4 separate regions of the Homo sapiens genome follow, and regions 1, 2 and 3 are each linked to region 4. A link is an interaction called in ENCODE POLR2A ChIA-PET data of the cell type or tissue named here. Cell type or tissue: MCF 10A. All regions are shown on one strand. Links, peaks and the distances in the headings refer to the core of each region. The heading gives the core; the rest is flanking DNA.

Region 1 (7,463 bases), core at 1,403-6,402, 74 kb before region 4:
TGTGTGTGTGTGTGTGTGTGTATATATATTTTTATATGTATAAAATATTTACTGTTCCTTTCCTTATAAATGTGACATTGAAAAATTTCTAAAATTCAGATAAATCGGAAAAAAACAAAAATCTCTTAGAGGTAATCACCAAATGTTAACATTTTGCTGTATAAAATTCCAGCATTTTTCTATGCATATGTATATATGTGTATGTGTATCAGTATATCTGCATATCACACTACTGCATTCTAGCCCAGGCAACAGAGCGAGACCTTGTCCCAAAAAATATAAGTACGTATTTTATTTTTCATTTCTTAAAATTTGCAAAAACTGGCCAGGCACAGTGGCTCACGCCTGTAATCCCAGCACTTTGGGAGGCCGAGGTGGGCAGATCATGAGGTCAAGAGTTCGAGACCAGCCTGGCCAACGTGGTAAAACCCTATCTCTACCAAGAACACAAAAATTAGCCAGACATGGTGGCACATGCCTGTAATCCCAGCTACTCGGGTGGCTGAGGCAGGAGAATTGCTTGAACCCAGGAGGCAGAGGTTGTAGTGAGCCAAGATCACACCACTGCACTCCAGCCTGGGCGACAGAACAAGACTCCGTCTTGGCGGGGAACAAATGTGCAAAAACTAGTCATGGTATACATTTTGTTTTGAGATCTGTGTTTTTCATGTAGTGATTTGTCGGAGACCTGTTTCCATATAACTAATTTTCTGAAATATCACTTTTAATGTCCATATGTTAATAATGAATCATATTGATGGAACAACATCTAACCAATCCTCGTTGAGTATTCTGGTTGTTTCCAAACTTTTGCTAATATAAACAAACTATGCTGTAATGAATATTCCTGTAGCTAAATCTTTGCTGGCATCTAAAATTAAGTGGTTTAGGATATATTTCTAGAAATGCTACTCTTCTTAAAATTCCTTGTATCATAAACAACAATTTCCAATTATGTTTTGATATAGTTTGTGGTGATTAAACCCGTATTCATGGACTATTCAATCTTTTCATTTATCTTTACAGACTTAAAAGAGATTGTTAGGTTTTCTTTTCTGACCAGCATATTGCTCTAAAACTCAATACATTTAATTGTGCAATTCCCCTATTCTCTCTCTCCCCCCAATTTCAAAATCTCAAGAATTTTGCAAGTCTGTTGTTTGCAAGGATGTGCTCATGCTATTAAAAATGTCTGTTTTATGACATAGCTAACAAGACACATTTGTTGCCCATTAGTGAAGCAATTGAGTTCTATAGATTCTTAGATTCGGTGGAAGCAAGCAGCAGGGGGTGGGGTAAAGAGAATGAGTTTCCTGGAAAACAGAATAGATGTCTTCGGAATCAAAACTACAGTGAGCCAAGTATGAGAAAAAGTAATCTCATGTTTTTTTGTTTGTTTTTTTGTTTGTTGTTTTGAGACAGATTTTCACTCTTGTTGCCCAGGCTGGAGTGCAATGGCATGATCTCGGCTCACCACAGCTTCTGCTTCCCAGGTTCAAGTGATTCACCTGCCTCAGCCTCCCAAGTAGTTGGGATTATAAGCATGCGCCACCACGCCCGACTAATTTTGTATTTTTAGTAGAGACGAGGTTCTCCATGATGGTCAGGCTGGTCTCGAACTCCCGACCTCAGGTGATCCGCCCACCTCTGCCTCTCAAAGTGCTGGAATTACAGGCGTGAGCCACCACACCTGGCCTATATTATTCTTAAAAATTATTTTGGGGTGGGAGAAGAGAAACCAAATTATCCCTTTAGTTGGGTATTTAAGGACAGGTTAAATTATGTCAGAAAATGTTATCCTGACCTTAGTCAGGAAATCTGATTTTAATTGTGACTCTACCTTAAATATTTTCCTGGACTTCAATGTTGTAATCTTTTAAAAGATGTCAGATTTTAAGATTGCTTTAAAAATATTGTGCTATTGGTTGGGTGCGGTGGCTCATGCCTGTAATCCCAACACTTTGGAGGGCGAGGGGGCAGATGACTTGAGCTTAGGAGTTTGAGACCAGCCTGGGCAATGTGGTAAAACCCTGTTTGTACTTTCAAAGAAAAAAAAAAATTGTGCCATTTATTGATGATGACTCCTATATTTTGAAGTAGAAAGAAGAAACTAACATACTCTTTGTCTTTTACAGCTTCTTAAAATTCAGATAAAATGTAAAATTCTGACAGGCAGATCTTGACTTGTGCTCTTTAATACTTAAATGTTAGGAAAATCAGATTCTCTAACCGCAAAACATACCAATAGATAGGTAGTTAGAAATTAGAAGATACTGGCCAGGTGCAGTGGCTCACGCCTGTAATCCCAGCACTTTGGGAGGCCAAAGCAGGTGGATCACAAGGTCAGGAGTTCGAGACCAGACTGGCCAACATGGTGAAACCCCTTCTCTACTAAAAATACAAAAATTTGCTGGGCGTGGTGGCAAGCACCTGTAGTCCCAGCTACTCGGGAGGCTGAGGCAGGAGAATTGCTTGAACCTGGGAGGCAGAGGTTGCAGTGAGCCGAGATCACGCCACTACACTACAGCCTGGGCAACAGAGCAAGACTCTGTCTCAAAAAAAAAAAAAAAAAAAAGGCAATAATTATACCTTACTTTTCAGTATAGCTTTCCCTGGGGGTGGGGGAGGGGCATTACTTAAGTGACCTCTGTAAATCTCTTTTAGTCTGAAAAGTCCTTGCATAGATTTTCATAAAGGGAAAACACAAAATGACTTTTACTCTTCAACGTAGTCTAATCCTTGGCAAAGAGTTACTGTGAAATAATGCCGGAGGCTTTAACTCGTTTGTCTGCAATGAACACTCTGCAGTGTAATATATGCAATGCCAGAGATATGTCCTGACAGGGAGGAAATTCAAGTCATCAATGTTCCATCTACTCATTGAAAACATTACTGATAAGGCCAGGACTTGAGAAGCACAAAAAAAGACTAAATGCTGCATTTCGCCTGTGTTTCCTATCCCACTCCCATTACCTTATTCTAATCAGTCTGTCCCGGCAATATTTAGATAATCAAATTGTATTTTAAATTTTCTATTTTAATCACAACAACCATTAATTCCTGGAAATGTGCTGTCATATGTGGCATTTTGGAATATTTGTGTTAGCTATTTTTATTTGGAAGAATTTTATAGTATTTTGGAGTTTCTGCAATTTCTATGTCCCTTTCTTTTCTCAGCCCCTGTTCTCTTCCTCTGCATTGTTCATTAGCAAGGGCATGAAACTGTGCTCCTCGTGACTCATTATTACTCACTATAGTAATCTAACTCTTCTTTGTGAGACTAAATTTGGAAGATGCTTGAGTTGCCATTCCTGAGGAGAGCTGGTCCTAAGAACACATCCTGTTAACTCTTAACTCTCCATGCTGATGCCAGGAAGCACTGATACTTATCACAGAAAATGAACTAACTGCTCCATTTCAGCCTGGCTAAGCCCAACACCACTGCAAAAAGACTTTCTGCAGTGAACAGAGCCAGGGCGCTGAGTAGGGAAAAAAAGAACTTTGGGCAAAAAAAGAACTTTGGGTTTTAGGGCCCTAATCCACAAAGCATAAAAAGTCAGTTTGTATTTATATGGCACTGTATAGTTCATAGAGTATTTTGTGATTCACTGACTTGTGTTTTTCCTGGCCAGTATAAGAGCTAGGTAACTGCAGCTATTGTATCCATCGTAGGTGTGAGGAAGCCAGAGCTTACCCAAGAACACCAGCTTTTATTTTTATTATTTTTATTTATTTATTTATTTATTTTTGAGACGGAGTCTCGCTCTGTCGCCCAGGCTGGAGTGCAGTGGCGCGATCTCGGCTCACTGCAAGCTCCCGGGTTCACGCTATCCTCCTGCCTCAACCTCCCGAGTAGCTGAGACTACAGGGCCCACCCGGCTACCACACCCGGCTAACTTTTTGTATTTTTAGTAGAGACAGGGTTTCACCGTGTTAGCCAGGATGGTCTTGATCTCCTGACCTCGTGATCCGCCCGCCTCGGCCTCCCAAAGCGCTGGGATTACAGGCGTGAGCCACCGCGCCCGGCCAAGAACACCAGCTTTTTGAGAAGGATTCCTTACATTCCACACCACTGTTCTATGATGTATGTCTGTTTACTTTTACAGGGAACATGTCCTGTCCAGAGCTTTCTGCCTGTTCTAGATCTGAATGGGGAGTAAAGTAGCAGAGATTACCTAAGTAGGCTTACATTTGACTTAAATCATCCCCCTCCCCCCTTGGCTCATTTACATAGTTCATCTGCAGCTCAATAAATCTCAATTCTGCCGCTTGGTGTTCCATCAGGGTCTGACTTCCAGTTGTGCCTGAATTCCCACAGTTTTGAGAGTCAGCACCCATCTTCATCGTGTCTGAATCTCAAACCCAGCAGTTCCTGGTGTGCTGTCCAGTTCCTTGATCCAGCTGTCTGATCCCGGTTACTCACCTCTGTCTTCCTGTCCCCACCAGCCATCCTTCCTAGACAATGCTGCTTATTCCTGCTTCATCAGTGTTCATTTCTTCTGCCTCTTCCCTGTCAGATTCTAAAGCCAATTGACCTATTTAAACCTTAGCTACCCACCAGCCTTTCTACACCCTTCTTGCTTCCTGTCAGACTCCGAACCTGATCTGAGCTCCTAAATCTTGCTTCCTTGTGTGTGTTCTGTAGGCCAGGCAAATGATAGACTTAAGACTCTTTCTACTTACCTTCTAGCCCCCTCTAACCTATATGCAAGCCATGTTTTGATGATTTGTGGCTTAGGATTTCAAGTTCTGTCATTCTTCTTAGCCTGTATTTTTTTGTGTCCTACACTGTATCATTGATTGCCATAGCTTCTGCCCTAGTTGATATAGGATATGTGAGAGCACTTTGTTTAGGCCATAAACCTCTTAGAAATATACTCTGCTGCTGTTATTATTAGGCAATTCAAGCCAAAGGTGACTTTCTCTAACCTTCCTGGGGGAGGGAGACAAGCTTTCAGCTGAAATAGAAACTTTACAATTATTGTCCAAAGCCAAAAATAAGAAAGTGTAACAACTATGACACGACCACTTCTGGTATCTTCGTGTAGAAGATTCCTTTTGACAAGGTCATCACTGTAGACTTTCAGATGTGTCATAGGAAACAGATAAAAATTTCTAGATTATTCTAAAGGTTTTAGAACCTTTCTTCTAATCAACGTGAAGATATTGAGTTTGAGTTTTCATCTACACTGATTGATTTTCCCACGCATAGGTAATAATTAGTTTAAATTTTTTTTTTTTTTTTTTTTTTTTTTGAGACAGAGTCACTCTGTCGGCCAGCCTGGAGTGCAGTGGCGCGATCTTGGCTCACTGCAGCCTTCGCCTCCTGGATTCAAGCAATTCTTATGCCTCAGCCTCCTGAGTTGCTGAAATTGTAAACATGCACCAACACGCCTGGCTAATTTTTATATTTTTAGTAGAGATGGACAGGGTTTCGCTGTGTTGACCAGGCTGGTCTTGAACTCCTGTCCTCAAGCAATCCATCTGCCTCAGCCTCCCAAAGTGCTTTAATATTTATACAGTGCTTTATACAATATTAGTCTTACGTATGTTATCTTATATCATAAAAAAATTTCATTGGGAAAATAATTTCATTGTTTTAAATTTTAGATAGGGCAACTTAAGCCCAGATATCTTACTTAACTTGCCCAGGTGCACTAAATGACTCAAGGTTGCATCTTGTACTTGAACTCAAATTTTTCTTACTCCAAAGAACCTGCTTTTTCATTTCTCCCGTTTATGCATCTCAGGACTACAAAACACCCTGGGAAGGAAACTGCTCATCTCTTTCAAGATTAAGGGAAGATATAAAAACAGACATCCTCGGCCGGGCGCGGTGGCTCCCGCCTGTAATTCCAGCACTTTGGGAGGCCAAGGCAGGTGGATCACCTGAGGCCAGGAGTTCGAGGCCAGCCTGACCAACATGGAGAAACCCCGTCTCTACTAAAAATACAAAGTTAGCTGGGCGTGGTGGTGCATGCCTGTAATCCCAGCTACTCAAGAGGCTGAAGCAGGAGAATCGCCTGAACCCAGGAGGCGGAGGTTGCCGTGAACCGAGATCGCGCCATTGCACTCCAGCCTGGGCAACAAGAGTGAAACTCTCTCAAAAAAACAAAACAACTCCCAGACATCCTCTTAGTAGATCCCATGGTATGGCACAGCAAGGTATGTTAATGAACCCATGGCACATCGTGATCTTAATGATTATACAATGCTGCCATCTTGAGGATATGATCAGTAATTGTTATTCTAGCCAGCCTTCTGTGGCCTAGCATCAGGCACAGCCAGAAAGCTGAATCTGGACAGTCAGATGTTAAATACCCAGCAAGGAGCTACAGTCAAGGAGGCCAAAATAACATTTGAGGAGCCAGGCAAGTGTTAGGAGATTGAGCAAACCTGTGGTGCTTTCAGAACAAGGTAAATGAAAAGGACCAAATTAGGGCACATCAATTCATGTATGCAGGATAAGAAAAACGGGGCCTTTTATTTACTCCCAAAGCACCCTGTTCTTCCTTCTAGTATAGTGCCATCTCACTGTATTATAATTGCTATAAACTGGTTTCTCCCAGTGGACCGATGAGCCATGACAGCAGAGAATAAGTCCTGTTATAGTTATATCTGCATTGTGTCCTCAGCATTAGCACACTGGGTAATAAGTATTTAGTAAATATTTTGTGGCTTAATGAGTGACAGGCATAGGCAGCAGGGGACAAAGTCAAAATAATGGCAGAGCCAGTTTTCCAGATTTCCAGATCAGTGCTACTATCTACTATACAACATATATTTATGAATGGGCAAAAGCATACTGGCTACCAAGAGACACTGAAATATACCTAGCCTTTTAGGTGGCCACCAGCAATGATAGCCATGAGGCATGTCTCTAAGGCTGTAAGCACTGGGCTTATTTATTGAATACCACTTTGGACCAGTCACTGCACTAAGTGCCAGGACTGCAATGAAGAACAAAAAAGATAGCCCCAGCCCTTATGAGGTTTACAGCCTAGATCTAGACTATACTACTGATCAGACAGGGCCTTTCATGGTCATCATGACTTGGTGAGGACATGTGATTCCACAATCTGGTCTTAGCTTTGTAATGTCAGAAACTCTAATTTTTTTTTTTTTTTTTTTTTTTTTTTTTTTTTTTGTGAGACAGAGTTTCCCTCTTGTTGCCCAGGCTAGAGTGCAATGGTGCGATCTCTGCTCACTGCAACCTCCGCCTCCCAGGTACAAGCAATTCACCTGTCTCAGCCTGCCAAGTAGCTTGGATTACAGGCATGTGCCACCACGCCTGGCTTTTTTATATTTAGTAGAGACAATGTTTCACCATGTTAGTTAGGCTCATCACGAACTCCTGACCTCAGGTGATCCACCCGCCTTGGCCGCCCAAAGTGCTGGGATTACAGGCCTGCACCACCGTGCCTGGCCCAGAAACTCTATTTTATCTATGGCTTTGGAAGAAG
Region 2 (7,463 bases), core at 847-5,846, 56 kb before region 4:
TCTCAACCTTCTTTTGCTTACCTCTGGAACAGCAAGTGATTCTAATGATTAAAAAAAATGGTATGGGAAGAAAGTATTAGTGCTATAAAGAAGTTCTCTGATTAGCTAAACTTATAAAAGGTTGAGAAACAAACATAACACCCACTTCTCCAGGTTTGGAGCATTCAGCTCAGTTGCTGTATTAAGTACATTATGCAGATTATGTTCTTCAATTCTTTTAGTTTGGGGCCTACCAATTATTAGAAGATGACTTCCATGTGGACATTTGTCATTTTCCTGGCTGCCCAGCCTTCATGTTACCATTATACATTTGGGAAACAGGACATTGTGTAAAGCAGGGCCCTGGATCTCATTCATGGAAGCCAAAAGGCCTTGGTATCAGTTTTCTCTGATTATGATTCTGGAAAGAAGAATGAAGAGAAGCAGGCAATGTGTAAAGTTTATTCAGTAAATTTTAGTGAATTTCAGTGGTGGTGACATTCAGTAGCCGGTAACAGTAATGGCAGCTAGGTGATCTATGGCATCCAGTCCCCAGGACCAGAGCCTGAATGGCAGGGCCAGTGGCATTGCCAGTGTCCAGCAGAAACATCTTTCCTCTGGCATGGTCTCCTCTGTGGATCTGGCCACCTGGCCTCCCACAGCGCCTGTCTATATTACTAATCCAGTTCTCTAGCCTTTCTACTGATTCTTTGAGCTCCCAAATACTCTTCCAAGAAATTCCTTTTCTGCTTTGGTTAACCAGAATCAGCTTTTGTCGCTTGCAACCATGGACTCTGGCTAGTAACTAGTCTTTAGGTAATGTGCAACCCAAAAGACTCCAGTGCTGCTTACTTTAGTAAAAATCCCTTAATAAAGTCATGGTCAAATTTGCAACTGGTCTAGGAGTTCTGTCAGGGCTCCCTTTAAGGCCCATACACCTCAGGCAAAAGAAGAAATACCAAGGAAAGGGGCTGTTGTCTCTTGACTCTCAAATGTCTGCTGCCCCACCCTAATCCACCTCTTTGCCTCCTACAATGTCTTCACACTCACTTATCCACCCATTCAACAAACACTTATTCAGCACCTACTATGCACAAGGCATTATGGCAGGCAATAAGAGGAATCTAAAGATCAATAAGCTAACCCTGACAGTATACTTTTGAATTTTGAACTGGCACATGTATTTTCTTTTCAAAATACATAAAATTTAAAAATGGATCACTCTGTCAAAGGTAGAAGTGAAAGCGAACCCTTTTTTCTTTGGATTAGTGTCACCGAGGGCAAGGTGATGTCCATTTCTTTGTAAATGTTCTAGAAATCAAATGGATTCCTTTGTTAGAGGTTTCCAGTCAAAAGCAAACATCTCTCCAGAAGACTGAGAAAATAATGCCCCTTCTAAAGTCAACAAGTAGATTGCCGCTCTTCAAAATCTGTGTGACTAGGGTGAAAGATGGTGGAATTAGTGGCAGTGCATTAGAAATGCCACTCAAAATAACTGAGTCCTAAAATAGAATCAGAGAAACATCAGTTTCAAATGAAAAATATTATCCAGCTTATTTTGGTCTCCTTAAATTGCCAAGTAAATACTTGGGATCCTATAATACAGCAGCTGCCCCGGGGAGTGTTGACACTTACGTCTAAAACCACAGAATACTCAAGCAAGGAAGATGGGCACACATTACAAGTGCAAAGTATTCCATCACGTACTTCTGAAAAAAAGCGCAAAGTAAAACATGTAAAGCAGATGATTTCACACATTCAGGAAAAACTGGTCAGGCACATACACACTTTACAGGAGTGTGAACTGAGGCGTTGAGCACTCACAAGACCCTCACCTGGAAACAATCAGGAAGTCTGATCTAGGAATCAGTCTCAGCTTTGGGGTCAGCTCTTCACTTCCCGGCTGACTTTGGACAAGCCACTTAGCCACTCTAAGACTCACTTAGTTTCTTTATCAGTAGGTTAGAATAGACAAAATATCAAAATTGAAGAGAACCTTAGAGATCACCTCAATCAGTTTTTAACTTGTACCAGACTTTTCTTTGAAGCATCCCTAATAAGCTTCTCTGCTTGAATGTTTACTTTTAGTGACAGGATATGCTCTCCAGGCAACTGATGTTATTATTATTATTATTATTATTTTTGGGACAGAGTCTCACTCTGTCGCCCAGGCTGGAGTGCAGTGGTGTAATCTTGGCTCACTGCAACCTCTGCCTCCAGTGCTCAAGCAATTCTTCTGTCTCAGTCTCCTGAGTAGCTGGGATTACAGGTGCCCACCACCATGCCCAGCTAATTTTTGTATTTTTAGTAGAGACGGGGTTTCAACATGTTGGCCAGGCTGGCCTCGAACTCCTGACCTCAAGTGATCTACCCTCCTTGGCCTCCCAAAGTGCCAAAGGGATTACAGGCGTGAACCACCGTGCCCCGCCAACTGATGTTATTTTTGAAATACTCAAATTGTTAGAAAAGTTCTTCCTTACATTTTAAATTGCAATGCATCTCCTTACAGCTTTCTGCATCCTGGTGGCCTCTAAGATCATACAGGTTAGGTCTAATCCATAGGGCTACTTTTTTGAAAAGTCCTCAGCTTCCCTTGCTTTTCTTTTTTCTTTCTTTTCTTTTTCGAGACGGAGTCTCGCTCTGTCACCAGGCTGGAGTTCAGTGGCGTGATCTCAGCTCACTGCAACCTCCGCCTCCAGGATTCAAGTGATTCTCCTGCCTCAGCCTCCCAAGCAGCTGGGATTACAGGTGTGCACCACCACGCCCAGCTAATTTTTCTATTTTTGGTAGAGATGGGATTTCACTATGTTGGCCAGGATGGTCTCGATCTCTTGACCTCGTGATCTGCCCCCCCCTCAGCTTCCCAAAGTCCTGGGATTACAGCCGTGAGCCACCGCGCCCGGCACCCTTGGTTTTTCTCTTCTGCAAGCTATACCACCCCTCTCCCCTTCAGTTGCCCTCATCTGTCACATTCAAGAGGAGACACTTTTCTGGTTTTCATGTTTTTCTGAGTGTAGAGTGGTGGTTAAGCAGCCTGAACCCTCAGATAGTCTGAATTCGAATACTGGCACTGTCACTTAGTAGTTGTGTGTCATGGGCAAGTTATTTTCACCTCTGTAGCTTAAGTTTCTCTCTCTTGAAAATGAGGATAATAATAATGATACCTATCTCTTAGAGAAATTGTGAATGAGATAATTGAGACAGTACAAGTAAAACATTTAGTATAGCGCCTGGCCCTTAGTAAGCAATATGACTACTACCAGCAGTAATAATAAATAATAAGCCCTAAATTAAGCCCTAAAAATGAAAATAAGAATAAAAGAAGTGGCAGAATGAGAAAAGCTAATCTAGTCCATTCCTGACGCTACAAACAAGGTTTGGTTGCCCCGATATGAAACTTTACATGCGTTTCATAGCAACTATCACTTTCAATGGTGGGTTTAGTGTCTTGCACAGGAGCCCAATAAGGCCAGGACCTTGTCTATCGTGTTAACTGTTGTGTTCTCTGTGCCCAGAACAGTGTCTTGCTCCCAGTAGAGTGAAAGAATGGACCAACACCGTCATGTCATGGAAGCGACTGGCCGACTTGGCTAAGGTTGTGCAGGGCTCCCAGGAGAGCTGGGGCAAGAACCAAGGGCTCCTCGGCAGCCAACACTAAGAATTAAATTGAGGCCCAGCCCTACAGTTTGGTGATTCGGGCAGGAGCAAAGGTATCCAGTAATACCGGGGTCAGCATTCCCACCGGGTGGCCTAAATGCCGGCTCCTGTTTTCTGGATGACGAGCCCGCGGAGAAGGTGGCTTAATGAGAGGCCGCGGGAGGGTGGGTGCCGGCACGTCGCTAAACTCCGCCTGCAATCCTTCGGGTTGGCTGCCAGCCAGGGCACGGTTCCGAGCCGGCCGGGGCTGACTCCGGGAGCAGCGAACAGAAAACAACCTGGCTCCAGAAAGACAATTAACAAAGGCTGGAGACCAGCCACCCCCTCGCGGCGCACGCACGCAGGCAGCTGCGTGGGCATAGCCGCGCCCGCCAGCGCCCTCGGTGGGCACAGCCACCCGGAGCGGCGCGGGTGCCGGGAGCTGGGCGACGCGCCCCTCCTGCCCCGGCTGCGCTGTTGCCCGGGCGGCCGACCTCCGTGCGTGAGCGCCGGCAGGCACCTTGCGCGCGCGGGTGAGTCCGCTGGGCGTTTGGGGCCTGGTCAAGCAGGATGGGGCTGGAGAGGGGTGCAGGAAACAGCTGCTGGGAGGATCAGAAAAGGGAGGTGGGACAGAAAGGCAGGATGCGACGACCTCCCGGGTCCCAACTTGCTTGGTAGCTAGCTTTGTGTCTTGAGCCTTATGAGAATGTAAGCCACCTGGTCCATATGGCCTACCCTAGTCGTTTTACAGGTGGGAAACTGAGGCCCAGGGAGGTTAGCCGGCCTGGAAAAACATTATTATTCTTTGTTCCTGTTTCTCTCTGCCTTCTTCCGTGCAGGATTTCAGACAGCTTTTAGAAAGAATGCATACATTATAACAACGGAAAAATACAAACAATGGTAAAGAATCCTTGCCAAGCAAAATATAATTATGAATAGACAGTCAAGGCCAGGAAAAAAGAGAACAGAAATCCGTGATCCATAGGTGAGGTGACTTGGCTAAGGTCCCTCAGAAAAGTCGTGCCAAAGCTGGGACTAGAAGTCAGAACGTCCGGCTTCTGAACGCCAGAAACTTACAGTGGGGAAGCAGACAGCCTGCCCAGGCACTGGTTCTTAACCTTCTGGGGGTCCCTGACCCCTTAGAGATCTGTGTCCACTCCCAGCAGAAGGGTTCACACAAAGCCTTGTGCACAGTTTGAGATTTGACATGAATTCCTGCTGTAAGGAATGCCTGCAGGCTGCTACTCAGGCAGGGTGGTTTCAGAGCACTTTCTTTGCTCCTTTGAAGGGAGGCAGCTGGTGGAGGAGTACCTGCTGTGCGTCCAGACAGCCAGCTGTGTGATCCAGGAAGCATAGTTTAACCTTTTCAAGGCCTAGTTTTATGTGTAGACGGGGGATGAGAGTGTCTGCTTCATCCTCCAGGTTATTGTCAGACTTAAGAATGAACATAAAGGCTAGTGCTTGACATAATATATGCTCAATAAAAGTGCTGACGATTATAGGGTGACTATAGTTTACAATAATCTATTGTATATTTCAAAATAGCTAGAAGAGAATAATTTGAATGGTTCTAGCATAAAGACAAATATTTAAAGTGATGGATATCCCAAGTACACTGATTTGATCTTTATAAATATATTAAAGTATCACAGGTACCCTGAAACTATGTACATCTATTATGTACACAGTTTAAAATTTAATTTAATTAATTAAAAAAAAAAGTGATGACACACAAAATCATCAAAGCTGTGGGAATTAGGAAAGGGTGATGACCTGGAAGAAATTGGGCTGTATCTGAAATAAAATACAATTTAAAAAATTATAAACATGAAAAAATAAAGTCAGCCCTATTATGACTTACAGACCACACCACATACCTTCGTGATGGTATCCTAAATAAGGGTGCAGCAAGGTACTACCCTCAATATTTGACTCCAAGTCAAAAGCTGAAAGTAGAAACTACCAGATACTGTAACAAGGAGTGTTTACTGGGCTTCACTTGCCTCTTTCAAATGGGGTCAACACCCCGTTTTTTTGTTGTTGTTTTTTCTTTGTTTGTTTGTTTTAGACGAAGTCTCGCTGTCTCCCAGGCTGGAGTGCAATGGCACAATCTTGGTTCACTGCAACCTCCGCCTCCCGGGTTCAAGCAATTCTCCTGCCTCAGCCTCCCAAGTAGCTGGGACTACAGGCACACGCCACTATGCCCGGTTAATTTTTTGTATTTTAGTAGAGATGGGGTTTCACCGTGTTGCCCAGGCTGATTGCAAACTCCTGAGCTCAGGCAATTGCCTACCTCGGCCTCCCAAAGTGCTGGGATTACAGGCGTGAGCCACTGTGCCTGGCCTATAGAGTTTGTTTTTAAATGAGAGGAAAGAGGACATAAACTGGGACCTGAGCAGCACCCACCCTTATTCAGCAATAGAGCCTCAGCTGAATTTCTGCCAGGGAATAGGAGTTGCTGGCAGTTGGCTCACATCCCTCTTGGATCAGCAGATTACTGTGGTAAACAGTGCCTTGGCTGATTCTGCCCTAGATCAAATAAATGGCTTTTTATTTAACTAATGAGGTAGGGAATGTGTTTTCATGTGCTGTAACAGAAGCAAAATGGCATTTGTAGAGCTTGACTGTCCAAAGCCTATTGCTTGTTTATTAATAGGCTGAAGAATTTGTTTATTTGTTTGTTTATTTAGAGACAGGGTCTCCTCTGTCACCCAGGCTGAGTGCAGTGATGCAGTCACAACTCACTGCAGCCTCAACCGCCCAGGTTCAAGCAATCCTCCTGCCTCAGCCTTCTGAGTAGCTGGGACTACAGGCATATGCCACCACACCTGGCTAATTTTTTACTTTTTGTAGACACGGGGTCTTGCTATATTGCCCACGCTGGTCATGAACTCCTGGATGCCAGTGATCCTCCCACCTCAGCCTCCCAAAGTGCTGGGATTACAGGCATGAGCCACTGTGCCCAGAGAATTTTATAATTCTAATAATTGTTATTATTTTCTTAATTCCCTAATACTGGAAGGCTCAAGAACTTTAAATCTATGGATCCAAACTTGTGATGACAGAGCCTGGGCAGACTCACTTATCTATAAAAATAACTGCTTTAAAAAAAAACTGTGTTGTCTCCTTCCTCTTTTGGAAGACCTTTTTAGGCCTTCCAAATAGAACTGGGGAAATATGGCTAAGGACAAACAGCTGCTGTTTGATTTGGGTTAAGACACATACCACCTGTCCTTTCCATGTATTTATAAAGGGGAGTTTTTCCTCCAGGAAAGAGAGAGAGAATGTGTATGTCTGTCTGCGTATGGGAGAGGGGATGTCTGTTGCTGTCTTTCCGCCTCACTTCCAATCATTTATTTATCAACACAGAGAAGTCCTTTTCTGTAAGCACAGTGACTTGGAAAATTCCTTCCCTTTTTGGCTCTGTGGCTCTATTTTGTTTCACAGTAGTTTCTAAAATATTGGGATGTTTTTTCTAATTTTGACTATAAACTGTTCTTTATATGTTTCTTTTCTTTTTCTTTTTTTTTTCTCTTGAGATGGAGTCTCGCTCTGTCGCCCAGGCTGGAGTGCAATGGCATGATCTCTGCTTACAATAACCTCCACCTCCTGGGTTCAAGTGATTCTCCTGCCTCAGCCTCCTGAGTAGCTGGGATTGTAGCTGGGATTACAGGCATGTGCCACCACTTCTGGCTAATTTTTGTATTTTTAGTAGAGACAGGGTTTCACCATGTTGGCCAGGCTGGTCTTGAACTCCTGAGCTCAGATGATCTGCCTGCCTTGGCCTCCCAAAGTGCTAGGATTACAGGCATGAGCCACCATGCCCGGCCTTCTTTATATGTTTCTAT
Region 3 (7,463 bases), core at 1,698-6,697, 200 kb before region 4:
TCACACTTTGTAAACAGGGTGGTATGATAAGAAGAGCCAAAAACAAAGGAGCTATTTTAAATTGGGAGTTCAGGGAGGACTTCTCGGGGGAGATGAAATTTCAGTAGGAATTACAGGAAGACAGTGGGGACTGAAGGGTCTGGGGGGTCCAGGCAGGAGCAAGGATGGCACCAAGACCTGGCAGAAGGAGGGCGGGATTGGCCGGGTGCAGTGGCTCACACCTGTAATTCCAGCACTTTGGGAGGCTAAGGCAAGCAGATCACCTGAGGTCAGGAGTGCGAGACCAGCCTGGCCAACATGGTGAAACCCCATCTCTACTAAAAATACAAAAATTAGCAGGGTGTGGTGGCGGGAGCCTGTAATCCCAGCTACTTGGGAGGCTGAGGCAGGAGAATTGCTTGAACCCGGGAGGCAGAGGTTGCAGTGAGCCGAGATTACGCCACTGCACTCCAGCCTGGGTAACAGAGTGAGACTCCATCTCAAAAAAAAAAAGAAGAAGAAGAAAAAGAGTGGGATCTTCATGCAGGAGGACAGTGGGGCTGGAGCCTAGAGGACAAGAGGAGACCATGGGATGGGGTCAGAGGGGCACAGAGGCCAGGTTGGGTGGAGCCGCGTAGCCCACTTGAGGAGTTTGGATCTCATCTAAGTGCGTGACTGACAGCGTCAGATACACATTTTAAAAGATCACTCCTGGCCAGGCACGGTGGCTCACACCCGTAATCCCAACACTTTGGGAGGCTGAGGCAGGTGGATCACTTGATATCAGGAGTTTAAGACCAACATGGCAAAACCCCGTCTCTACTAAAAATACAAAAATTAGCCAGGCAGGGTGGCACATGCCTGTAATCTCAGCTACTCGGGAGGTTGCAGTGAGCCAAGATTGTTCCACTGCACTCCAGCCTGGGCAACAGAACAAGACTCTGTCTCAAAAAAAAAAAAAAAAGTAAAATTAAAAGATCACTCCTAAACGGGGCAGGGAGGGAAAGCAAATGTATTCCTCTTGTATACTTTTTTATATCTATATAAAGAAACCCAGGAAAAATACAAAAGGACCTAATAAAAGTGTTTACCTATGAAAGCAAACTTCTCAATACCCACTCTTGCATCATTTTGACATCTTAACCATATGTAGATATCATCTGTATTCCTGTCTTGTGGCTGCCATAACAAACTGTCACAAACTGGGTGGCTTCAGACAATAGCGATTTATTCTCTCACATTTCCAGAGGCCAGAAGTTCAAATCCGGGCGTGGGCAGGGCCACATTTCCTCCCAAGGCTGTGGGGAGCTTCTCTTCCCTGTCTCTTCCATCTTCTGGGGCGCCACACATTTCTTGGTGCATCGAGGACATTGCTCCAATCTCTGTCTGTGTGGTTACAGGGCCTCCTCCCCTTCTCTCTGTTTTTTTTTTTTTTTTTTTTTTTTTTTGAGACAGGTTCTGGCTCTATCGCCCAGGCTGGAGTGCAGTGGTGCAATCTCTGATCACTCCAACCTTCACCTCCTGGGTTCGAGCAATTCTCATGCCTCAGCCACCTGAGTAGCTGGGATTACAGGCGCACCACCGTGCCCAACTAACTTTTATATTTTTTTGTAGAGACAAAGTCCTGCCATGTTGCCTCGGCTGGTCTCACACTCCTGGGCTCAAGCAAAGCACCCCAGAATGTTGGGATTACAGGCGTGAGCCACCACACCTGGCCCCTTCTGTCAAATCTTCCCCATGTGACTCTGATTAAGACACTTGTCAGTGAATTTAGGACCCACTCAAATAATCCAGGATGATCTCTTCGTCTCAAGATTCTTAACTTAATTACATCTGCAAAGATCCTTTTTTCCAAACAAGGTCGCAGTCCCACAGATCCTAGGAATCCAGCTTTGGACATATCTTTTGGGATGCCACCATTCAACCCATCATGCTACCTACTCAAAAAGACCGAAGTAAACTGAAACATTTCTTCTAGCTGTGGGGTGGGGAATGAACTATAGGGTGGTGGGATGGAGGCGGAGTGGGCACGTGTGGGAGGAAAGGCCAAGAGAAAGTGATCTGTGGGAGGGAAAAGTCAGAATGTAGCATTCCTCACCCCTCCCCTGTCTGGTTTAAGCAAATGGCACATTTTGGTGCCTCTGCTGTGGCTGGGGAGATTGGAGGACAAAGCGGGTTTGCAGGAGGTGGGGATTGGGAAGGGAGGAAAGTTTTAGAAGTTTCAAAATGTTTCAAGTAGGTAGTTGGAAGACCGCATGGCAAGGGAGGGGGAATGGAAGCCTCAGATGACTGAGCAACCCAGGCTACAGAAGCCCCATCATCTCCCTCCTTAGAGAGCTCAGCATCTGGGGATGCAGCCACCTGGCAGAGTTGGCCATGATTCAGCTTGTGAAATCCAGGTTTCTCCCAGTCTACATTTGCACAACCAATTCTGTGAATTTAAATGCAAGACTTCTCATCTCCAATGTAAATTTCAGGATCCCTATGACTAATCTTTCCCCGTAATTCTGCCTCCAAACCAAGCAGGAGTGTATGCATAGTATGATCCCATTTTTGCAGGAGGAAAAGACTCTTTGTGTGGGCCTATAACAATAGCTAATCCTGGCTGAGCCAGACATTGTGCTGAGCTCAGCATACTTTATCTCATTTCATTTTCTCAGCCACACTCTAAACAAGGTGGAATTCTCATCTTCCGAGGAAGAAAATGAGACTCAGAGAGGTCACTCGCCCAAACTAGTGACCTATTGGGAGTTGTACGCTGGTGTCTTGGCCTTTGTGTCTATAATCATTAACGCCTCCCCCCACCTTTACGCCCACTTGTAGATACAAATGCATATAAAACATTCAAGCATATACCTACAAAGCTGTTAACAGTGGTTAGTTCTGAGATGGTGGTGAGAGGCTACCCATTACACAGTTCTGCCTCACTTTAAATTATCTTCAAAGGACTGGGCACAGTGGCTCAGGTCTGTAATCCTAGCACTTTGGGAGGCCAAGGTGGGCAGATCACCTGAGGTCAGGAGTTCGAGACCCGCTTGGCCAACAGGGCAAAACCCCTTCTCTACTAAAAATACAAAAATTAGCTGGCTATGGCAACGCACACCTGTAATCCCAGCTACTTTGGAGGCTGAGGCAGAAGAATCACTTGAACCCAGGAGATGGAGGTTGCAGTGAGCTGAGATCGTGCCACTGCACTCCAGTCTGGGCAACAGAGTGAGACTCCATCTCAAAAAATAAATTAATTAATTAATTAATTAAATTAAATTAAATTATCTTCAAGGAATCTGCTTCTCTAATTAGTAAATAGACATCTGTTCATCCAGAGAAAAATCTGGAAGAACATACACCAAAATGTCAACTGTGGTTCCATCTGGGGAGCATAAGCATGGGAAACGAGCTACCTTCCACACTGTATATTTTGATGTTGTTTGAACTTTATACGATGAGCATGTGCCACTTTTGTAAGCAGAAAAAGTAATTAAGACCTTTTTTTTTTTTAACGTAAAAGGAAGAATAAAGAGGAGGGTGACTCAGCAGCTGGCAACAGAGGCCCCACCTTCCTTCCTGTGCTCCTTTCCACCTCTCCCCACCCACATGCACACACCCTAACTGGAAAAACCTGGGCTCCTGCCGGCTGCGTCTGTCCTTCCCGTCTCTCCTCCTAGTGGTTGAACTGGGCCACCGCTAATCCCAGGGCAATAATATCTCCCCCTCACCTTTATTAGTGGCTTGTGGTTTATGGGATGCCTCCAGTGCCAGCTCATGTTTAATCCTCCCCATGATGCTGTGAGGTAGCTATTCTCATGCCCATTCTACAGACATGGAAACTGAGGCTCAGCAAAGCTAAGCTCCCTGCCAGAGGTCACATAGCATGTCTGCGATTGTGCCTGGGCCCAAATTCCCAGGCCAGGCTTCTTGAATGCTGCATCAGTTCAAGCTCATTTCAGGAACCTGAGGTTTGCTACCTAAAATCGGCCTGTTGGATCTTGTTCAGCCACATGAAACAGCAGATGTGCGCCTGTTCTCTGAAGAGCCCATCCCTGCAGCCTCAGGCACTCAGCCCTTCCCTGCACTGCCTTGGCCCTGGGGCTGAGCCTGAGAGAGAGGAATGGAAGGGCGCTTTGGGTCCTGACAGAGAAGCGTGGGTAAAAGGGAGACAAAAAGGGGGCAGACCCCTAGCATACACACAGATGGGCACAGGCAGGCAAACCCTACAGTCTAGGAAAGTGGGTAGGGGCCAGGCAAGGTGGCTTACGCCTGTAATCCCAGCACTTTAGGCCGAGGTGGGAGGATCACCTGAGGTCAGGAGTTTGAGACCAGCCCAGCTAACACGGTGAAACCCTGTCTCTACTAAAAATACAAAAATTAGCCAGGTGTAGTGGCGAGCACCTGTATTCCCAGCTGCTTGGGAGGCTGAGGCAAGAGAATTGCTTGAACCCGGCAGGCAGAGGTTGCAGTGAGCCGAGACCATGCCGCTGCACTCCAGCCTGGGCAACAAGAGTGAAACTCCATCTCAAAAAAAAAAAAAAAAAAAGTGGGTATGGGCTGGATCAGAATCCTGGATATGGCTTTGATCAAATCATTTAGTGTCTGTGGGCCTCAGTTCCCTCATCTGGAAAACGTGCATTACAGTAGCACCACCTTATAGAGCAGTTCCAAGGACTCAGTGGGGAATCCTTAGAGTGCATTTAGCACAATACCTGGACATAATGCCTGCTGAATAAGTGCTGCTTCTTGTTATTAACAAGACTGAATTGATCTGATCAAAGCAGCTCCCTTTGGTTTCAGCGAACATTTACTGAGTGCCTACTATGTGCAGGCCTGGGGTAAGCCCTGGGGATATTGTGATAAAGTAGATGGAGCTCTGCTCTCACACAGCTCCCAAGCGATCAAGGGAGGCCAACCCAGAAAGAGGCAGACCATTCCTGGAGGCCACCAGGGTGGAGGGGTCCATGTGAGGTGAGACCTTGAATGCCAGACTGAGCTATCTGAACCTTCTCCTGTTGGCCTGGGAGCCACGGAAGGTCTTAGAGCAGGGGTCGCTGACCAAGTCGTCTCATGTAGAAGTGGGATCTCGGTCCCTGCGGCCCACCCGCTTCCTGAGCCATCGTTGAGGACGGTGTGGTGGGAGAAGGGGAAGCTTAAGAGGGTCAGGCACTGGGCCTGTGAGGCCAGGATGGGGGCGTCTTGGCTCAGACAGGGTTGAAGGTGGACTCGGGGAGGCCACACAGAGACGTTAGGGAGGGGATTCGGTCCTGGAGTCAGTAGCAGGGGAAGAATCCATTTAAACTCAACCAAGGGCAGGGCTAACAAGCTTATCTGGGGGTGCGGCTGATCACTGCAGGGGCGTCTCAGGTGATTTTGTTTTCTTTCTGCGTGTCTGTGTCTTCCGTTTTTCTACATGGAGTGACCAGAAGAGATGAGGCCAGCTGTTGTTTGGGAGCCCCGGGATGAGACTCAAGGGGTCGCATCTCAGCGCAGGGCACGGAGGAGCTCCTGTGCAGCTGGAGGAAGGAAGCAGGACTCACTGGCAAGTTCTGGGATGCAGGGAGAGAGGCTTGGACATGCCGGGGCTGCGGCTTTGGGCAACGCCAGCCTCTATGAACCTTGACATCCTCCTCTGTTGGGGGGTAATGATGGCGTGGCAGAGGGGGTAGGCCCAGAGGAGGATCTGGGGCACCCCCCTACCCTCCGGCTCCCGGGCGTGTCTGCGTCCGTGTCATCTTCCGCCCAGGCGTGGGCCAACTCAGCACAATCTGGCAGGGCGAGCCTGGGCACCAGCTGAGGGAGGCTGGGTTCCAGCCCCTCGCTGCCCAGCCTGACCCAGTTGCCCCAACAGGAGGGCCTCCAATTTCTCCTGGGGCAGCCCAGTCACCTGGGAAATTCTGCTCATAGCAAGCAGGAAAAGGCCAGGACTCACGCCCCAATGACGCCACAGCTGGGCAAGCCCTGGGGACCCAGAGGGCCTGGTTCCAGTCCCGCCTGTGGAACAAACTCAAAGTTGCCTTCTCTGGGGCTCAGTTTCCCCTCTGATTACCACCTCAACCAATCCGTGTGTTCATTTTCCCTTTGTGGGGGCATCTACCAAGTGTCAGACCTGCAATAAGCATCAAGCATCAGTGAACCCCTATCCTTAGCCTTGGGAAGCACCCAGCCTGGCTCGTCTGCAGCCCTGTGCCCACGCACAAAACTAGAAGCTGCTCTGCAGGGCCAGTGGGCTTGGCTTCCCTCTGCATCCGCAAGGCGGCAGGTGCCCAGAAGAGGGCAGCAGAGAGCGCGTCTCCAGCCTCCCAGGCTGAATCCCAGTGAAAGGGAGCCTGTGACCTTGGCAGTCGTGGAAGGCCAAGGCCAAGGCCTGGGGATTTTTCAGCCTCACTGTTGTCAGGACAAAGTTTCAGAGGTACCTCTGGCACATTAGCATTCTCTTTGTCCTGGACCCCTGGGCGGCCGACACCCCCGCACTCTCCAGTCCCAGAGCATCCGGCCCTGACACCCTGGCCTGTGCACTGCCCCCCAGGAAGAGTTGTCCTGGGGCTGCTTTCAACCAGCTGTGGCCAGCTCTGGGGAATGGAAGGAGGGTACTGAGGACTGAGGAAGGCTGGGGAGGAGAAGCCCCATCAGCCACGGCAAGTCCCCGCCACCAGGGGCATGGGCTGGTCCTAGGAGCAGTGGGCACCCTGCAGCGCCTTCCACTAGGTAGTGAACGATACCAGTACGTTTTCTAAAGATCACCGTGGTGCCATGAGGAGGACAGACTAGCACTCACATTCAGACACACGCTCATGTTCTCATTCTCACACATGCACACTCTCATGCACACTCATGCTAACACGTTTCACACAAATCACCCCAAACTCACACACTCAGATACACTCACACTCACATGCTAACACAGACATATACACATTCATGCTCACAGTCATACCCTTTCACACCAACACACTCATACAAACCAGAGCTCACCCATTTCCACACAGCTTGCACACTCGCGAACACTCGCCCACACTTATGTATACACACAACACTCACACACTCATACTCTCATACACTAACACACATTCATTTTTCACACAGCTCTTACAAGTGTTCGTGTACACACACTTACATATGTTCACACAGTCACACACACACCCCTCCATATGCTCGCACACACACACACACACTCATGCACTCACACTCGAGGCCTTCCTGGAGTGGGTCGGGTGCAGTCCGAGGGGGCACTGTCAGCTCCGCTGCCTCCTGCCGGGGTTCCAGGGATAATCCCAGCTCTCAGGCATCTGATGTGCCTCCCACCCACTTCTGAAAAGGATTTCAGATGGTTTAGAAAGGCAAAGCCCAATTGAAGCAGGATAATGAAAAAGAAAAACAGAGGAGGGTAGAGACGTTAAAATCTTAACCCCGGTTTCTCCTGGCCCAGGGCCTTCTAAGCCCAGAAGTACTCAGTGGTCTGTGATTTCAGAGCCCCTGCCCCAGGCCACCTTTTC
Region 4 (7,463 bases), core at 896-5,895:
CAGGATCTACCTTGGGGGGCTTCTCAATACTGCATTCTATGTAGCCAGCCTCTTTAACTTGGTAAGTGAGCCACCCCATTCTAGAACCTGGAAATTGGAGCCCCTCAAAAACAGTTCCTGTTCAAGGAGGACTGACCTGCTGGGGCAATGTTGGGTGCAGTGCAGTCCCTGCTTGGGGTGGTCATGTCTAGGCTGTTGCTCTGGGCAAAGATAAGTTGCAAGATTCACAGAAATGGGAAAATGTGACCAAGTGTGATCTTAACAACTGACAAAGTTTGTAACCAACCCAAGTTAGAATGTGTGTCAAACAGGAGGTAGTTTAGATATGCTTCCAAGAACATGTCTGTGTTATAACCATAGTGCCTAAGCAGTGAGCTCTGGTTTTTGAAGGGCTTTTAAGAAATATATACATGTCTGTGTCAGTCTATAACTTGCCTCCTCTGGGCCTGTTAAAGCATGAAGACTGCATGACACAAGAGAAATGCAAGCCCTACGGTTCCTTTCTCAGCAGCGAATTCACTTGAGAGGATGCTCTTGACTCATTCTCTCTGCTCTTTCCTGCTCAGATTTCTGATAAAAATAGAGAGCATAGGGGAACAGATAATGAAATAGGAAACCCACTCGTGGGTTCCACAGATACCTACCGAAGGCCTACTGTGTGCTAGAATTGTAGCTCAGGAGTTCTCAGTGTAGCTGCTCACTGAAGTTACCATGGCAGGTTTCAACTGGCAGAATCCAGGCTCCGTCCCACCCAGAGATTCTGATGAAATTGGTTTAGGGTGTGGCTCGGGCCTCAGGAATTCAGAAAGCTTCCCAGGTGCTTCCAATGTGCAGCCAGGGTTAGGGACCTCTACCCTAGACACAAAGTATTGGACAGATAGACCTGGTGCCAGAGATGGCCATGAGCTGTAAGCTAGGACGTGCCCCACCTGAGCTCTGCACTAGCTAGTTCAAACAGGCGCTTTAAAGGCAGTGTGAAAGGGGACAGCCTGTTCTGCCAGGTCTCAGAATGTATATTTATTAAGTGCCATTAAAAGGGACCTGAACAAAATTGGATGTCTTGTAGGCATAAGGGAGGAAAATAAAATATACTTGGAACCAAGTCTATGTCATGAAGGGAAAATAAAAATGTATTCAGTAGCACGTGGGTTATGGTTTCTCATAGACCAGGGGATAAGATTAAAAGTCACTGAAGAGTGGGAAAATGCATGTTGAGAAGATGAGAATGGCCTGTATTTTCTCCAGGGGAATCTGTGTAATGTGCCTTTTCCCTCTCCAAATGCCTAGAACCATGGCACTGTGTCTTATTTATTTAACCGTTGGGCTGTCTCATACTAAACTTGCAAAGATATTTGCCTATGAACTGAACAAGACTTCCAGGAGTTGAAGTCTGGTTCACAAGGGTACCCCTTGCCTCCTGTGATGGAGTGAGAACTCTTAAACCCCTCAGGCCCCAACTCAGTTGTGGAGATGAGGACAAGATTACAATATCAAAAGAAAGATGAATGAATTCTTGGTTAATATGACGAACCCCAGCTCAATGAGTAACTGATGTGAACTGCTGGGAATAAAGGACTTCAAAGATGGAAAGTCTCTGGAATTTGTGTGACTCTAAACATTGGGTAGCCAGATGCCCCGCTGTGCCATTTGTTTGCTAGACACTTGCTGTATATAAAAATAATATCTTGTTTGCTCAGGTGTCCATTTAATGGACACCCTTCACGCCTCAGGGAGCTGGCCTGAGCTGCTGGGGGATACAGAAAGAAATCAGACAGATGAGGCCCGGTCTTCCAGATCCCAGTCTCTAAGGCAGGCAGATGAGGCACCCATCAATTACGTGCCGTGTAAGTGTCAGGATGAAGTAATGGCAGGTGCCACGCAAGCCAGGGAAGAGGCCTACCTCTGTCTCAGACTTGGCGGCCAAGGAAGGCTTCCTGGAAGAGGTGATATCCAAGCTGAGGCCCAGTGGGTGGTTAGGTGAAGATGGCAGAGAGAGAACATTTGGAGGCCCAGAAGTGCAGCAAACATGGAAAGGAGCCTTGGATTTTATTCTGAGGGCAGTGGGGGAGGCATGAAAGGGTTTGAAACAGAGGAGTGATGTGCTCAGGGTTGTACTTTGGGAAGATCACTAGGCTCTGACTGTGTGCCTGTTGCGCCCACAGGCAACTGCATGCTCCTTGAGGCTGAGAACTTCTGATTCATCCCAGAATCTCCCTAAGCCTTTGTCATGTGCCTCAAGTACTAGATGTTCAATACATATTGCTTAGTAAGCATCCCAGAGAGGATAGGAACACCAAAGCCTTGCCTTCAAGGACTCTCCTGGCCGACTGGAGAGTCAGACATCAAGCAGTTATCTGGCCCTACAGGAAAAGATGCCCTCAGCCCCAGAGGGGTGCTATGGACCAGGCATATAGGTGCTCAGACAAGGGAGAGATTTGGGAAGGCTGAGGTGGCCAGGGGCAGTTTCCTGAGGAAGGTGGTGCAGGTGCTGGGCCTTGTGGGATACATAAGATTGGAGAGAGTAATCCGGCTGGGTGTGGTGGCTCACACCTGTAATCCCAGCACTTTGGAGGGCAAGGCAGATGGATCACTTGAGGTCAGGAGTTCAAGACCATCCTGGCCAACATGGTGAAATCCTGTCTCTGCTAAAAATACAAAAAATTAGCTGGGCATGGTGGCGTGCGCCTGTAATCCCAGCTACTCGGGAGGCTCAGGTAGGAGAATTGCTTGAAACTGGGAGGCAGAGGTTGTAGTGAGCCGAGATCACCATGCCATTGAACACCAGCCTGGGTGACGAAGCAAGACTCTTGCCTCAAAAAAATAAAAATAAAGCAATCCTATGGGATTACTCTGTCATCTACAGGATGGAGGCCTTCTCAGGCCTGGGAGGCAGTGTGGTGGCATGAAAAGGCCCAGCACTTGGCCTCAGAAAATCTAAGTCCACACCAGGCCCCAGTACCTCATGCCTGTAGTCCCAGCTACCCAGGAGGATTTCTTGAGCCCAGGAGGTCGAGGCTGCAGTGAGCTGTGATTGCGCCGCTACACTCCAGTCTGGGTGACAGACGGAGACCCTGTTTTTATTTATTTATTTATTTATTTATTTTTATTTTTTTAAAAAAGAAAAAGAAAAAAAATCTGAGTCCAAGACCTACTTGGCCATAGGCAAGCAGCAAATGTCTTGACTATGGATGGACCGTGGTTTCTATGTATGAAGACATCTGCTGATGGCCCCCAGGCTGCTCTGTCCTCCCACTCAGACTCAAAAGTACTCACTGCAGAGTTCTGGCCATCTCAAGGGTGTGGCAGGACAGAGCCTAAAATACCCTGGGCTGGGGCAAAGGAAAGAGCTGGATTCCACTCTGGCAACATCATGGAATCTGGGATCCTGAATGATTTATTCACTTAACCTTGCTCATTTTTTTTTCTTATCTATAATTACCCAACTTACCTTTTCTGTTTTCTCATCTGTAAAATGGATACAATAATTCCTGTTCTCCCAGGGTTGGTAAAAGGATTAAATAAGGGACAATCAGTGTGCCTGGTGGTAGATGTACCAGGAATATCACTGATATGCATTGATGGCACAGAAGAACTGTGACCACCAGGTGGCAGCAGGGGATCAGCTAAGGGACGGCTGGGAAGCGCCTTTGGGATCAATGCGAAACGCCCATGGTGCCAGGCAGTTAGTGGAGATGAGAGGAAGGGCCAAGTGAAAGGCATTAGGGGGTGGTGGGGACTGTGTTGACCAGAGCATGCACACTCAGTCTAAAAAGCTGTAGCTTCTTGGCTCCAACCAACTGTTCCCACATCAGAAGGAGGGTGCCGTGGTACCATTCTGATATTTCAAGAGAAGCCGCCAGGAACCAGAGTTTTTGTTTGTTTATTTATTATTATTATTATTATTATTATTATTATTATTGACAGAGTCTCGCTCTGTCTTACCCAGGCTGGAGTGCAGTGGCACGATCTCGGCTTACTGCAGCCTCTGCCTCCTGGGTTCAAGCAATTCTCCTGTCTCAGCCTCCCGAGTAGCTGGGATTGCAGACATGTGCCACCACACCTGGCTAATTTTGTGTTTTTAACAGAGATGGGGTTTCACCATGTTAGCCAGGCTGGTCTCAAACTCCTGACCTCAGGTGATCCACTCGCCTCGGCTTCATAAAGTGCTGGAAATACAGGCGTGAGCCACCGCGCCCGGCCTATTTTTATTTTTTGATGTGACATCTTCCATGTGGAGATCGCGTAGTCCACAACAGTTTGCCTCCTTGCATATTCTGCCTGAATGTGGGTTGAGTGTTCTTGGTGGAGATCTTCTCTGAAGAATTACTTTCGTATCTTCGTATTTCCTGTGAAATCCCTTTCTCCATCGTCACTTTAATCATCCCTTCATCAGACATTAATTTCCCTTCCTTAGATCTCTGGGAAGCATTGTTTCCTTTGTTAATGTTATTATTGTTGTTATTGTCTTCAAATTTTTATTGTCGGTCATATTTTCTGACCCACTAGACAGGCTCCCCATAATACTAGCATACAAGGTTCTTCGGAGAATTAAATGAGATGCTGACATAAACCACTTAGCCAAGCACCCAGCCCATTAGTGCTCAATAAACCTACTTGTCATTATTATAGGGACTTCCGAGGAGATGCGTGAAGTTTAGAGGAAGGTTTGCAGGGCCTGTCTGCCTCCCTCTATGTGGGATGCTGATGAGGCCACTCTCCTATGTAGAAGAAGGCCCCTTGTCCTGGGTCCTGAGGGCTTAGCTGGGGTTGGGCACAGCTCTTCACTCAGGGGCTGCTGTCACACCCCACAGGCATTCCTGGGGCTTTCCTTCCTCTCCCATCCCTGGTGCTGCCAGGCTGGGGCAGTGCTCGTAGGCACAAGCACCTGAGGGTTTCCCCGCCTCTCTCCAGCTGTAGGGTGTTCTGGCATCCACTGCATCTGCACAAGGACAAGCCGGGCAGGTAACCAGGCAATAAGCAGGCACACTGGATACTGATGGAGCAGTTCCTGTGGTTATAGGCTCAGGGCGCTTTGCAGCCAGGAGCATCCTTTTAGGTGTTTCTAGGGGACGCAGCAGCTTTGGGGCCCAAGAGTCTGCTGGAGGCTTCAGTAGAAGCTTAAGGAGTGAAAAGAAGTGGGGATCAGTTTGCCCTCATAGACTGTCACTTATGACTGGGCTCAGGAGCACTAGCTGCTGGCCTTCAGTTAATCCTGGAGGTCTCAGGCAGGACATCTCAGCGTCTAGGACATCTCAGAGTGCTTCTGGGTTTCCCATCTTGGGCCTGTCTGCCTGTCATTGGTCCTCTAGGGTCTGGATATCCTCAGGGCCTGTGAGTGGAAACTGAGTTGTAAGCAGCGGCTGCCGGTTTGGGACAGCCCTGACCCTCAGGCAGGCTGGCCCGGGGGAAACCCAGGACTGGCGCCCTCCCATCTTGAGCAGCTCCTATCTCCAGAGGTGGGCTGTTTGCTTCCTTGCCATCATGTTTGTTCCCTGCCTTGCTCTGCTCTGTGCTGCAGGGAACTCCATCTCCCCGGCTCCCCTCCCCTCTGGTTGCCTGGTAGGTTTGGCCAATGGGAGGCACTGGCAGGTGGGAGAAATGCCTCAGTTTCCCCCCTCTCTGCTTCAGGTAGCATCTCTGACAGTGGCCGGTCTCCTCTGTGGTCCCAGCTCCCACTGGACAGCCCCTCCCTTGTGGTCCCACGTCCCATCAAACAGGCCTGGCTGTGCTTCCAGTTTCTGTCTGGTGACACCAGATCCTAGACACTAGGATCTTCCCCGCATCCCTCCAGTGGAGGGGTTGTAATGTCTTTTTGCTATTGTTCATCTCTGGGGTGCTTCTCAGATCTTTCACCTGTGTAACCTACTCCCCAGAATGAATTCCTTCTGTTCTTTTTAAAAATTTTTAGATGGAGTCTCGCTCTGTCACCCAGGCTGGAGTGCAGTGGCATGATCTCTGCTTACTGCAACCTTCAGCTCCTTCAGGTTCAAGCAATTCTCCTGCCTCGGGCTCCTGAGTAGCTGGGATTACAGGTGCCCGCCGCCATTCCTGGCTAATTTTTGTATTTTTAGTAGAGACAGGGTTTCACCATGTTGGCCGGGTTGGTCTCGAATTCCTGACCTCAGGAATTCCTGACCACCTAGGCCTCCCAAAGTGCAAAGATTACAGGTGTGAGCCACCGCGCTCAGCCCAAATTCCTTCTGTTCTAATGCATAGAGTAGTTTCTGCTTTCTGACTGGACAGCAAAATACCACTCAGAAGCCAGGGCTGCAGGGAGGGGCTGGGTCTTGGTGCTATGGGATCCCTGGCACCTCCCTGGTACCTGGTCCCTCAGGCAGCCCAGCCCTTGGGGAACAATGGAAATCATCTCTAGGTCTGTCTGCACCTTCCCTGGTTCAGGGGGCTGTCAGCCATTCCTACATGGAGCTCTTGGAATGTCTTCAGTCCCAGAAGAACTGAGCTGGTCATGCTCCAGTATCAGTGGCTGTGGTAGTCTGCTGAGCTGCCCCAGTCTTGGCTGGCTGAGACCATTACTGCCAGGCCCAGAGCAGACAAACACAGAGGAAATCCAAGGGCACTGTGTCAGTGCAGAGCCAGGGTTTGGGGAAGGGCCAGGCCCTACAGCCCTGGGGGAGGGGAGGAGGAAACACAATTTTCTAGCCATGATGCCTCAGCAGCATGTGTCTGGCCCCTACTCAGAAGGGGCAGTGAGCCCCAGGTTTGGGAAATGGGAAGTGGGATGGGGCTTCTGGCCAGGGCAGAAGCTGCTGGTCTTGGGGTCTCAGGGCTCCTGGGCACATCAGTAGAGCCTCTGGTGTGGGAATAGAGCAGCACGTTAATAGCAATAACTGCAGCATCTATTCACTACTCACAAGGCTGTTTGAGGTTAAACGAGGGAATCCACTTTACAGGACTAATTCAATGCCTGGCACATAGGAAGCTCTCAAGAGCTGCAAGCTAAAAGACCAAACACAAGTCTCAACAGCAGCCAGCTGCCATGGGCCTCACGCTGTTGGGCTGTCATGAGACTAGTGGTCTGGATGGAGCCCCAGGCCTCTCCCCTGGGGCAGGGCTGGAATTGGGGACACAGATCCAGCTAGAAGAGGGCCGAGTCAGGTGAAGGATCACGGGAGTTGGGAGGGCATGGTGATTCTGGGGCACACTCCCCAGGGATGTGGGGGAGGCAGCAGGTGTCCATCAGGCAGTTGGAGCTGCCGTGGGACACGGGAATGGGCATCTCCTAGTGTCCAGGCAGGTCAGAGGTCAGAGCCAGGTCAGACTGTGGGCAGCAGGGTTTCAATCTTTGGTTGGGGTTCAAGCACTAAGCTCTGGGGAAGGAGAGATCAGGCCGATGAAAGATACAGAGATCATAGCAGGAGGCAGCATTGAGAACTGGGCACAGGGTTAGAGTATGACTGTCAGTGCAAGGGACTTTGTATTGGGCTCTGGTGGCTGCCCTAGAG

Evidence for each region. ChIA-PET counts read pairs that join two places held together with the same protein. Peaks named below come from ENCODE experiments on the same cell type or tissue, not always from the same donor. Only the 100,000 strongest peaks of a DNase experiment are listed, where the experiment ranks them.
Region 1: POLR2A ChIA-PET joins it to region 4 with 24 read pairs; 5 of 35 experiments call an interaction of 5 or more read pairs at or near these places.
Region 2: POLR2A ChIA-PET joins it to region 4 with 45 read pairs; 4 of 35 experiments call an interaction of 5 or more read pairs at or near these places.
Region 3: POLR2A ChIA-PET joins it to region 4 with 13 read pairs; 4 of 35 experiments call an interaction of 5 or more read pairs at or near these places.

Annotation. Positions count from the first base shown.
Region 1 is chr5:149,558,718-149,566,180 of GRCh38, forward strand. It overlaps a transcript of ARHGEF37 not described here. Among named protein-coding and RNA genes, the nearest start is that of CSNK1A1, 11 kb to the left of the region's middle. In MCF 10A, for the core only: CTCF peaks have their summits at 4,343 and 6,227 (motif pointing left); DNase peaks (open chromatin) are centred at 2,764, 3,294, 4,194, 6,194 and 1 weaker place.
Region 2 is chr5:149,577,477-149,584,939 of GRCh38, forward strand. It overlaps ARHGEF37 (Rho guanine nucleotide exchange factor 37), which reads left to right and starts at 4,022. Exons shown (of 13, transcript NM_001001669.3): 1 at 4,022-4,148. RefSeq lists enhancers at 3,683-3,812, 6,030-6,199 and a silencer at 3,893-4,072. In MCF 10A, for the core only: no CTCF peak of the experiment used is centred there; DNase peaks (open chromatin) are centred at 3,845 and 4,735.
Region 3 is chr5:149,436,468-149,443,930 of GRCh38, forward strand. No RefSeq gene overlaps it. Among named protein-coding and RNA genes, the nearest start is that of MIR145, 9.6 kb to the left of the region's middle. RefSeq lists enhancers at 4,727-5,544, 5,545-6,362. In MCF 10A, for the core only: CTCF peaks have their summits at 3,649 and 6,237 (motif pointing right); DNase peaks (open chromatin) are centred at 2,424, 3,634 and 6,244.
Region 4 is chr5:149,633,379-149,640,841 of GRCh38, forward strand. ARHGEF37 (Rho guanine nucleotide exchange factor 37) reads left to right here. Exons shown (of 13, transcript NM_001001669.3): 13 at 1-1,590. LOC124901104 reads right to left here. Exons shown (of 3, transcript XR_007058990.1): 3 at 3,865-5,329. Among named protein-coding and RNA genes, the nearest start is that of ARHGEF37, 56 kb to the left of the region's middle. In MCF 10A, for the core only: a CTCF peak has its summit at 3,597 (motif pointing right); a DNase peak (open chromatin) is centred at 3,613.